Regions from separate parts of the Homo sapiens genome. Here region 1 is linked to region 2. A link is an interaction called in ENCODE POLR2A ChIA-PET data of the cell type or tissue named here. Cell type or tissue: A673. All regions are shown on one strand. Links, peaks and the distances in the headings refer to the core of each region. The heading gives the core; the rest is flanking DNA. Region 1 has its middle 4.7 kb from the start of KCNE3. Region 2 has its middle 49 kb from the start of MIR4696.

The links. Peaks named below come from ENCODE experiments on the same cell type or tissue, not always from the same donor. Only the 100,000 strongest peaks of a DNase experiment are listed, where the experiment ranks them.
Region 1: POLR2A ChIA-PET joins it to region 2 with 9 read pairs; 1 of 35 experiments calls an interaction of 5 or more read pairs at or near these places.

What each region holds. Positions count from the first base shown.
Region 1 is chr11:74,470,051-74,474,434 of GRCh38, reverse strand. No RefSeq gene overlaps it. Among named protein-coding and RNA genes, the nearest start is that of KCNE3, 4.7 kb to the right of the region's middle. In A673, for the core only: no CTCF peak of the experiment used is centred there; DNase peaks (open chromatin) are centred at 2,184 and 3,674; H3K27ac peaks cover 1,763 bases.
Region 2 is chr11:74,668,816-74,673,199 of GRCh38, reverse strand. It overlaps a transcript of POLD3 not described here. Among named protein-coding and RNA genes, the nearest start is that of MIR4696, 49 kb to the left of the region's middle. In A673, for the core only: no CTCF peak of the experiment used is centred there; no DNase peak of the experiment used is centred there; H3K27ac peaks cover 206 bases.

The sequences.
Region 1 (4,384 bases), core at 234-4,233, 200 kb after region 2:
CCATCCAGGTGGTCTCTTATCACTAAGAAGAATTAGGGAATCCCTCCTTCTCTGTAGGTTCAGCCAGACCTCCAGTAAAGACACCCACATCTGTTGCTTGTTTTCTAAACATTGATGACTTTGGAGGTAGAAGATTAGAAGCACCAAAAACCAAACAGCATTCTGATCCCCCCAGGGGCTGCTTCGTCTATTGCTCCCTCTTGGACTAGGGGCTCTCCCAGTGAGAGCAACATTTTCCATGCAGTCAGGGCCATTCTTCCCATATCAGACTGTACCCTGCCCAAGAACAGGGACTTACACAAGGATGATACATATGAAAAAGGGGAGATACGTGGGATGGGAGCAGTCAGGGGACACAGACAAAGGCATCTAATTTAGGGCAGGGGAGATTTCCGGGAGGAAGTAGCATCTAAGGGTGAGTTAGCCGGCCCCAGGAGGAAGTATGTTCCAGGCAGAGAGAACAGCATAGGCAAAGGCCTGAAGATGACAGAGAGTATGTGGATATTTGAGGAACTGAGATTGTCCCCTCCTGCTCCTTTCTGGGGTGAAAACCCAAGCTCGCATCCTCCACCCACATTCCTTAGTTCTTCTACTCCTTCCTCCCACCCCTTGCCTGGAGCACGCTGAAAAGGATCAGGGGAGGACCCTACTCATCTGACAGATGCACTGCCTGTGCTGGATCCTTCCACGTGTCCCTTCATGGGTTCACCACCCTTCTCCACCCACAGTAGGCCGCCTGACTCTGGAGCTTCCAACTGGGTTGAGCCAACAGGAGGCAGTGGTAGAAGACCACAGGATGGGAGGGGAGAGAGGGAAAGGTGCTTGTTCCCCTGGCTCTCTCCCTGCGAGAGGTTAGCCTCTACCAAAGGCCACAGCTCCAGCCGAGATGCCCTCCCCACCACTGCCCTCTCTGAGTTCCAGTAACCCCTTCCTCCCCTTGCCCTGTCAGCCCAGGTAGTTTTCATCCTCACTGTTGCTAGCCAGACATACTGCACTATTTTGTCTTGATTTCCTAAGCCCTCGCCACACTCTGAATTACCCATTTTCAGGGTGCCATCTGTTTCCTACCTGGACCCTGGTGACGCACAGCCCTAATCCACAGTTAGAGGATGGACGGGGTATGCTAAGCCCTGCAAAATGCTGGGAACCTGGGAGGAGTTATTGAGTTATTGGTATTCAGCTCAATTCCACCTCACTTGCCTATCTTTTTTTTTTTTTTTTTTTTTTCCCCTGAGACAGAGCCTTGCTCTGTCGCCCAGGCTGGAGTTCAATGGCATGATCTCGGCTCACTGCTACCTTCACTTCCTGGGATTGAGCAATTCTCCTGCCTCAGCCTCCCAAGTAGCTAGGATTACAGGTGCCCGCCACCACGCCTGGCTAATTTTTTGTATTTTTAATAGAGATAGGTTTCACCATGTTGGCCAGTCTGGTCTTGAACTCCTGACCTCAGGTAATCCACCCGCCTCAGCCTCCCAAAGTGCCGGGATTACAGGCATGAGCCACCGTGCCCGGCCCCTCACTTGCCTCTCTCCAGCCCAACTCACGAGGGTCCAGAGCTGTTCTAAGCACAATATTTGCAGCAAATAACAAATCCACAGGGATGTATTACTGACCCTGTTTTCAGAAAAGGAAACTGAGTTTCAGAAAAAGAAATTGCCCAAATTCATGTAGTTAGAGGCAAGTCCACTGTTTGAACTCCAGTCTAGACTCCAAAGGACCCAATGAGACAGCAAGAGTGAAGATGCTTTTGCAACTATGAAGAGCCACCATACCTGTCCAAGCTAAGAACTGTGGTGTGGTGCCTGACCCTCCCCACAAGGCTGAGTTTTGAAGAAGGTCAGATCTGGCAGGAGCCCTAGAGATGAGACAGTCTCACACCATCCTGTGCAGAGAGGGAAACAGGTCCAGAGAGGACAAGTAGTTCCGCCAAAGATGAATATTTGCTGTTGGAATCAGAATGAGACGCACATCTTCAGACACCTCATAAACACATCAGTGAGAAGGATGTAGCACTCCCCTTAGAGAGGGATTTGGAAGAGAGAGAAGAAGAGGGGATAGAGAAGAGGGAACGAGCTGATTTCTGGGCTGTAGCATTTCAGATTTGGGGAATGCAAGGGATTAAGGACCAAACTGACAAGCCAGGAGGAGATAAGACCCTGAAGGCACAGACACGGGCTCCTCATGAATAATAGAATAAAGTAACTTGATGTGACTGTGAAACTTCCTCTGTGAGTCACACTGCATTTCCCCCTGGTGACCCAGTCTTCTGAAACTGTTGACAGGTACCATCCACACTCACCCTACCTCTCAACATTTTCCCCCCACTTCCTAGACCTTAAGTTAGGAACATCAAATATATCAGAGTCATCTGGTTAGGCGTTACTGAAAAATCAAGATGTAACTCAAGGGATACCAAGGTGGAAAAGAAACAACTGGTCTCTGTTCTCATAGCGCTTCCAGTCCAATGGGAAAGGCAGGCCCCAAACAGATAAACAGAAGATTGGGTTGAGTTCTATGAAGAAAACAAACAGGGAACTGGATGGATGATGGTGCCATTGACTGAGACATAGGAAAGTGAAAGGGAAAGAAGTCAAGAGTCCCAGTCCCCACATTATCCAAACAGAGACATCAGGGAGGTTGTTGGATATGGGAGTTCGATGCTCAGAGGAAAGGTTTGGCCCAGAGGTTGAAAAAGTCTCCTACTGACCTTTGAGGCTCTCTCAGGTTCTATCTCTTCTTGGAAGCTTTCTCTGATAACATAATTCCTAGGGATCTTCCCTCTCATGACCATTATTCACTCACTCATATATTCAACAAATTTTTACTAAGATCTCCTCTGTGCTAGGCTTGGTGCTGGGAATGGCTTAGTGCCCTCAATGAATTTATGTTCTAGGTGTGGAGTCAACCAATAGAGGAGACAATTGTAACACAGAATGGTAAGTGCTGTGTGAGAGGAAAGCCCGAGGGGCTGTAGGAGCAGAGAAAGTGGGCTTCTGTGCCAGCCAGGTCCTTCAGGAAGAAGATGGCCATCTCATATGGATAATTCAAGAAGGCTCTATTCAGAGATGGGCAGGGAGTGGGGAAACCACAGGGGTTGTGAGGTATCCTGGAGCTGAAAGCACCTGGGCATCACTACCACCCCTAGGACTGAAGAGGAAAGAGAAGGAGGTGGTTACAGGAATCCAGACTCAGGGAGAGCTCTAAGATAGGGCTGAGGGCAGCGGGAGCTGTGGGCCTCAGTTGAAGATGCAGCAAGAACAACAACAAAAGACTTTTTTTTTTAAGTAAGTGAAATATATCAGAATCATCTGTTAAGGTGTTACTGAAAAACAAGGCAGGGGATGGAGGTAGGGAGGCAGGAGAAGGGAGGAATTAGCATTTATAGATTGGATGCTCAGGGAAGGCCTCACCAAGAAGGTAACATTTAAGCCAAGACTTGTTTGTGGCATGTCTCTAGGTGAGTCTTCCCCTCATCCCTTCAATCAGCTCATCCTACCCTCAAATTCCATCCACCCCACTCCCCCATCTTCCCAGGGTCAGGGCCATGTCTCCAATGTCTTTGGATTAGGGAGCTCCTTGAAGTCCCTGTCAGACTAGAGATCCCCAGAGACAGGAACTCTGTTTCCTCCTGCTCTTTCTCATCCAGTGACAATAGAAGCTGCCATTTATTAAGCCTATGCCTCATGCTAGGCCCGGCTCCAGGCATATTAAACGCATCACTTCATCTAAGCCTGCTGGCAAGGCTCCAGGGCACAGGTGGGGAACATGAGGCAGCTCAGCCCCCTTTCCAATGGCCAGCTGCCTTCCCTGACATGGTTGCTGCCTTATCCTCACCCCAGAGAAGGGGGAGTAGAGGATAGACCTTAAATTCTTTTTTTTTTTTTCTTTGAGACAGAGTCTTGCTCTGTCACCCAGGCTGGAGTGCAGTGGCGCAATCTCAGCTCACTGCAACCTCTGCCTCCCAGGTTCAGGCGATTCTTCTGCCTCAGCTTCCCAAGTAGCTGGGATTACAGGTGCATGCCACCACACCCAGCTAATTTTTTTTTTTTAATCTTTAGTAGAGACGGAGTTTCACCATATTGAGCAAGCTGGTCTTGAACTCCTGACGTCGTGATCCGCCACCTCCCAAAGTGCTGGGATTACAGACGTGAGTCACCACGCCCAGCAAATTTTTTTTTTCTTGAGATAGGGTCTCACTTTGTTGTCTAGGCTGTAGTGAGTGCAGTGGCACAATCTTGGCTCACTGCAGCCTCAACCTCCTGGGCTCAAGCAATCCTCCCACCTCAGCCTCTCAAGTAGCTGGTACTACAGGCACATAGCATCATGCCCAACTAATTTTTTTATTTTTTGTAGAAATGAAGTCCCACTATGTTATCCAGGTTGG
Region 2 (4,384 bases), core at 296-4,295:
CAAAATTACAGCCACTACGATGAGGCCGGCGTGACCTCAGGAGCTGGGTTTCATCATTCTGAAATCATGCTCCTGGCCTTAGTCAGAGCCAGAGAGGTGGAGGGGAGAGGGTGGGAAAGTGAAGCGGGTGGCAGCAGATTTGGGCGAGGTGCCAGGGCTGCAAAAGGAAGCAGCTGGGACAAGAGCAGGGGGTGAGAGTCCAGCTCAGATGCTGTCCTTCAGGCTGTGTGACCTCAGGCCGGCTCCTCGCCCATCCTGGGTTTCTCTGGGCAGCACAGGTCCTTGGTTCCCAAGGCCTGTTCCCACTGGAGCCTCCTTGTGGAACGCAAGAACCTAAGGGCCCTTTGTCATCATTTCTGTGGATGTGGCCCTCTGTGGGTGAGGAGGAGCTCCTGGCAGGCCTGCCAGGGTTTAAGGCAGGGCCCCACCAGGAGGCTGCTCTGAAACACCCACACTTCCAGGATAGTGGTGCCTTTGTGAATGGAACTGGCTTCTGTCAGGGACAAACCTATAGAGAGATCTCTAAGCTCTGGGTTATGCAGCCCACACTGCCCAGAGGTGCTTCAGAGGTGCTTCCTATTTGTGTTCTGTATCCTCTTGTGTTTTTTAAGCAGTAGTTCCTGGGTGAGGCTGGGTGTATTCATTTGCTAAGGCTGCCATAATAAAGACTGGTGACTTAAACAAGAGGCATGTGTCTCCTCACAGTTCCGGAGGCTGGAAGTCTGAGATCAAGGTGTTGGTAGTGCTGGTTTCTTCTGAGGCCTCCCTCCTTGGCTTGTAGTTGGCCATCTTCTCCCTGTGTCCTCACATGGTCTTCACTCTGTGCCTGTCCGTGTCCTAATCTCTTCTTATAAGGACACAAGTCATAGTGGATTAGGGCCCACCCCAATACCTCATTTTACTTTAATTACCTCTTTAAAGACCCCATCTCCAAATACAGTCATACCCTCAGGTACTGGGGGTTAGGAATGAAATGTGTGAATTTGGGGGAACACAATTCAGTCCATAATCCTGGGCTTTGGGGTCACCACTGGAGCTTTTCTAAACACAGATGTCAGGGCCTGCCCCAGAGATTCTGACTGTAAGCTCCATGAAGGCAGGGGCTTTGCCCATTGCTGTGTCCCTACTACCTGGAACAGTGTCCACATGTGCTATGTGCTCGAGAAACATTTCTGAAATGAATGCATGATTTAGTAAATGGGATGCAGCCCAAGTGTTTGTCATTTAGAAAATTCCATGGTGGATTCTGATTCATCCTTGGGTGAAAAACCCTGAGATAGGATTGAGTTTCATCCTTCCTGTTGCTGGATGGGAAGCCTCACCCCCCAGGAAGGAAAAGAAATACCAGGCCTGGCACTCCACAAAGAACATGCGCTCGTAGGACCTGCCCTGGCACCTCTCCAGGAGGCCCAGGACACGAGAGAAAAGGGAGGGTCCTCTGTCCCCTGGCGTTTATAAGCTAGGAGGGTGTTTCTAAAAGGCACATGGGATCCTATCTCCCCTGCTTAAAACACTTCAATGGCTTCCCCATCATGAACGGGATCAAGTCCAAACATTCACCTGCCTGCAGCACCCTTCGTGTGTGGCCTCTGCCGACTCCACTCCCTCGCCTTTGCCACTCCCACACAGGCTGTGGTTTAAGTCACCAAATTCAGCACTGTTCCCTGAGCCCGTCATCCCTGTTACCGCTCATCTTAGCACGAGCTTCCTGGGATGCCTTTCACCTTGTCTGTCTAGGAAATGTCTTCTCATCTTTTTTTTTTTTTTTTTTTTTTGAGACGGAGTCTCACTCTGTCGCCCAGGCCGGACTGCGGACTGCAGTGGCACAATCTTGGCTCACTGCAAGCTCCGCTTCCCGGGTTCACGCCATTCTCCTGCCTCAGCCTCCCGAGTAGCTGGGACTATAGGCGCCCGCCACCGCGCCCGGCTAATTTTTTGTATTTTTTTAGTAGAGACGGGGTTTCACCTTGTTAGCCAGGATGGTCTCGATCTCCTGCTCATCTTTTAAAAAGCCATTTGATGCCCAGGCATGGTGGCTCATGCTCGTAATCCCAGCACTTTGGGAGGCCGAGGTAGGCAGATCACCTGAGGTCAGGAATTTGAGACCAGCCTGGCCAACATGGTGAAACTGTCTCTCTACTAAAAATACCAAATTAGCCGGGCGTGGTGGCGGGCACCTGTAATCCCAGCTACTCAGGAGGCTGAGGCAGGAGAATTGCTTGAGCCTGGAAGGCAGAGGTTGCAGTGAGCCGAGATCGCGCCATTGCACTCCAGCCTGGGCGTTAGGAGTGAAACTCCATCTCCAACAAAAAAAAAAAAAAAAAAAAAAAAAGCCATTTGAGCTTGCTGAGGCCTTCCCTTAACCCGCCCCAGCTGCAGGGAGAGGGTGCATCCTCTGGGCCCCTGGAGTCCCCTTGTTTTTCCCTCTGTCATGTGCCCATTACGCTGGTGGCAGATGCCCATTCTGACATCTCCTCCACCAGCCTGGGAGCTCCTGAGGGCAAGGCTGTGTTGGTAAGGGGTGTCTGTACCTCGGCACCCTGACAGGGCATGGCTCGGAGTCTAAATCCTCAGCAAGGTTGTGCTGACTGAAGGATGAGCACTGAAGGGACAAATAAATGCTCCGGGAGGAAGTGTCAGGAGGGACGGGAGAAGCTCCAATACAGGGCCTGGGTATAAGAGTCGTTTTTCAAAAAGTAGCGTTCTCTCTGTCCCTCTCAGACCCACAGTGGCAGAGCTGGGCCTGGAGTTGTGGCTCCCAGCCGAGCCTCAGCTCTCGGCCTCTGTTCTCTGCTTGCTCCCTGGGAGCTTCTCTGTGGCAGCTTAGGGCAGGGGATGCTCTTGGAGCTGGCCAGTGGGCACTCAGCAGAGTCAGGGAGCAGAATCGTAGCCTCAGGTGGGGACCTCAGAGCAGTAGGGCCGGCCAGGAAGCTCTGAGGGAGGGGAGAGGGCAGCAGCCCCAAGGGGAAGAGACTGGAAAATAACAGGCAGGAGGAAAGAGAGTGGGGAGCAGAGGGTTGGACAGCTGGGAGGCCAGAGACCTGATTTCTGCTCCCAGCTCCATTGTGCTGCCTCAGAGAAGCTCCCCGACTCTAACCTTTAGCAAGTTCCTGCCCGCTCTGGGCCTCAGGTTCCTTAACCGAAAATGGAGGAGCTGGACTAGAAGGTCTCTAAGATCCTCTCTAGCCTTGGCCAGGAAGATTTGGGGAAAGTGTGGCCACCTTAAAGGTGCAATTGAGGGGACTGCCCCCGGGCTGGCACACAGATTGCAGGGGCTTATATCCAGCCAGGCATTTGGGGGACGTGTCTCTGGGCCTGGAAAGAACTGGAAGCAGTTTCCCCAAGCCTTCTGCACTGGACTTTGTCCTGCGGTTCTGGCAGGCCCAATGTGGTCCTCAACACTAATGAGGCCGGCCACCTGGGGAGCCGTAGAAACTTGGCCTGGCCAATTTTGCCATAAAGCCATGGTCTCTTCCCTGCCTAACCCTGAGGTGATGCTCCTGAACGTGGCTTGGGGGCCGGGTAGCACCATTCATGGGCCACCTGGGGCTCTAAGGAGAACATCTGGTTGGGCAGGGCCTGATGGAAGTTCCAAGCCGCAGGGGCGAAGGGCCCAGGTCTCTGGCCATGTGGACGGCCTCAGTTGGCCCTGTACTCCCTGGGTCCCATCCCGCCAGGACAGGGCCTGCTGGTGGTGATTTCAGATTCAATTGGTGAAGACAGGCCTCCTGGGATGAGCCAGTTGGCCCCTCTCTGTTATTTGCTTCTCAGAGTTGGAAAAACTACGCCGTGCACCTGGCAGTACTTGCGGCTGCTGGTTTTTCTTTTTTTTAAAGAAACAGAAAGTAACCCCTGTGCTTACTGCAACCAAATCCATTTTATTGGCCTCCTGCATCTCCCACTGCAATTATAATAATCCCTTACATTTGATGAGTCTTTTGAGTGGTTTACAAAGCACTTTCTTGTGCATTCTCCCTTTTGATCCATGCAATAATTTTGGGAGGGAGAGAGGGCTGGCATTATTGTCCCTGGTTACAGGGGAGGAAACTGAGGCACTGATAGTAAGGTCAGCTGCCCAACGTCACACAGCAAGATGGTGCTAAAGCAGAGACCCTGGGTCCTCTGACTGAAGTCTTGTCCCTGCACCACACACCCATCTTATCATTTGAATACCCAGGCTCTCAGAAACCCTCTTCTAAAAAATAGGGCAGAAGGCTCAGCTCTTTTTCTTTCTAAACTTTTTCTCTTGGTGAACTTAACCATCACGTCACTTGAAACTACCACCTCTAAGTCAGTGACTCCTAAATCTGTGCTTCCGAGGCTTGAGATCTTCAGATCCTACCCTACCTCTCCAACCGCTGGATGGGCATTTCCACGTAATGCT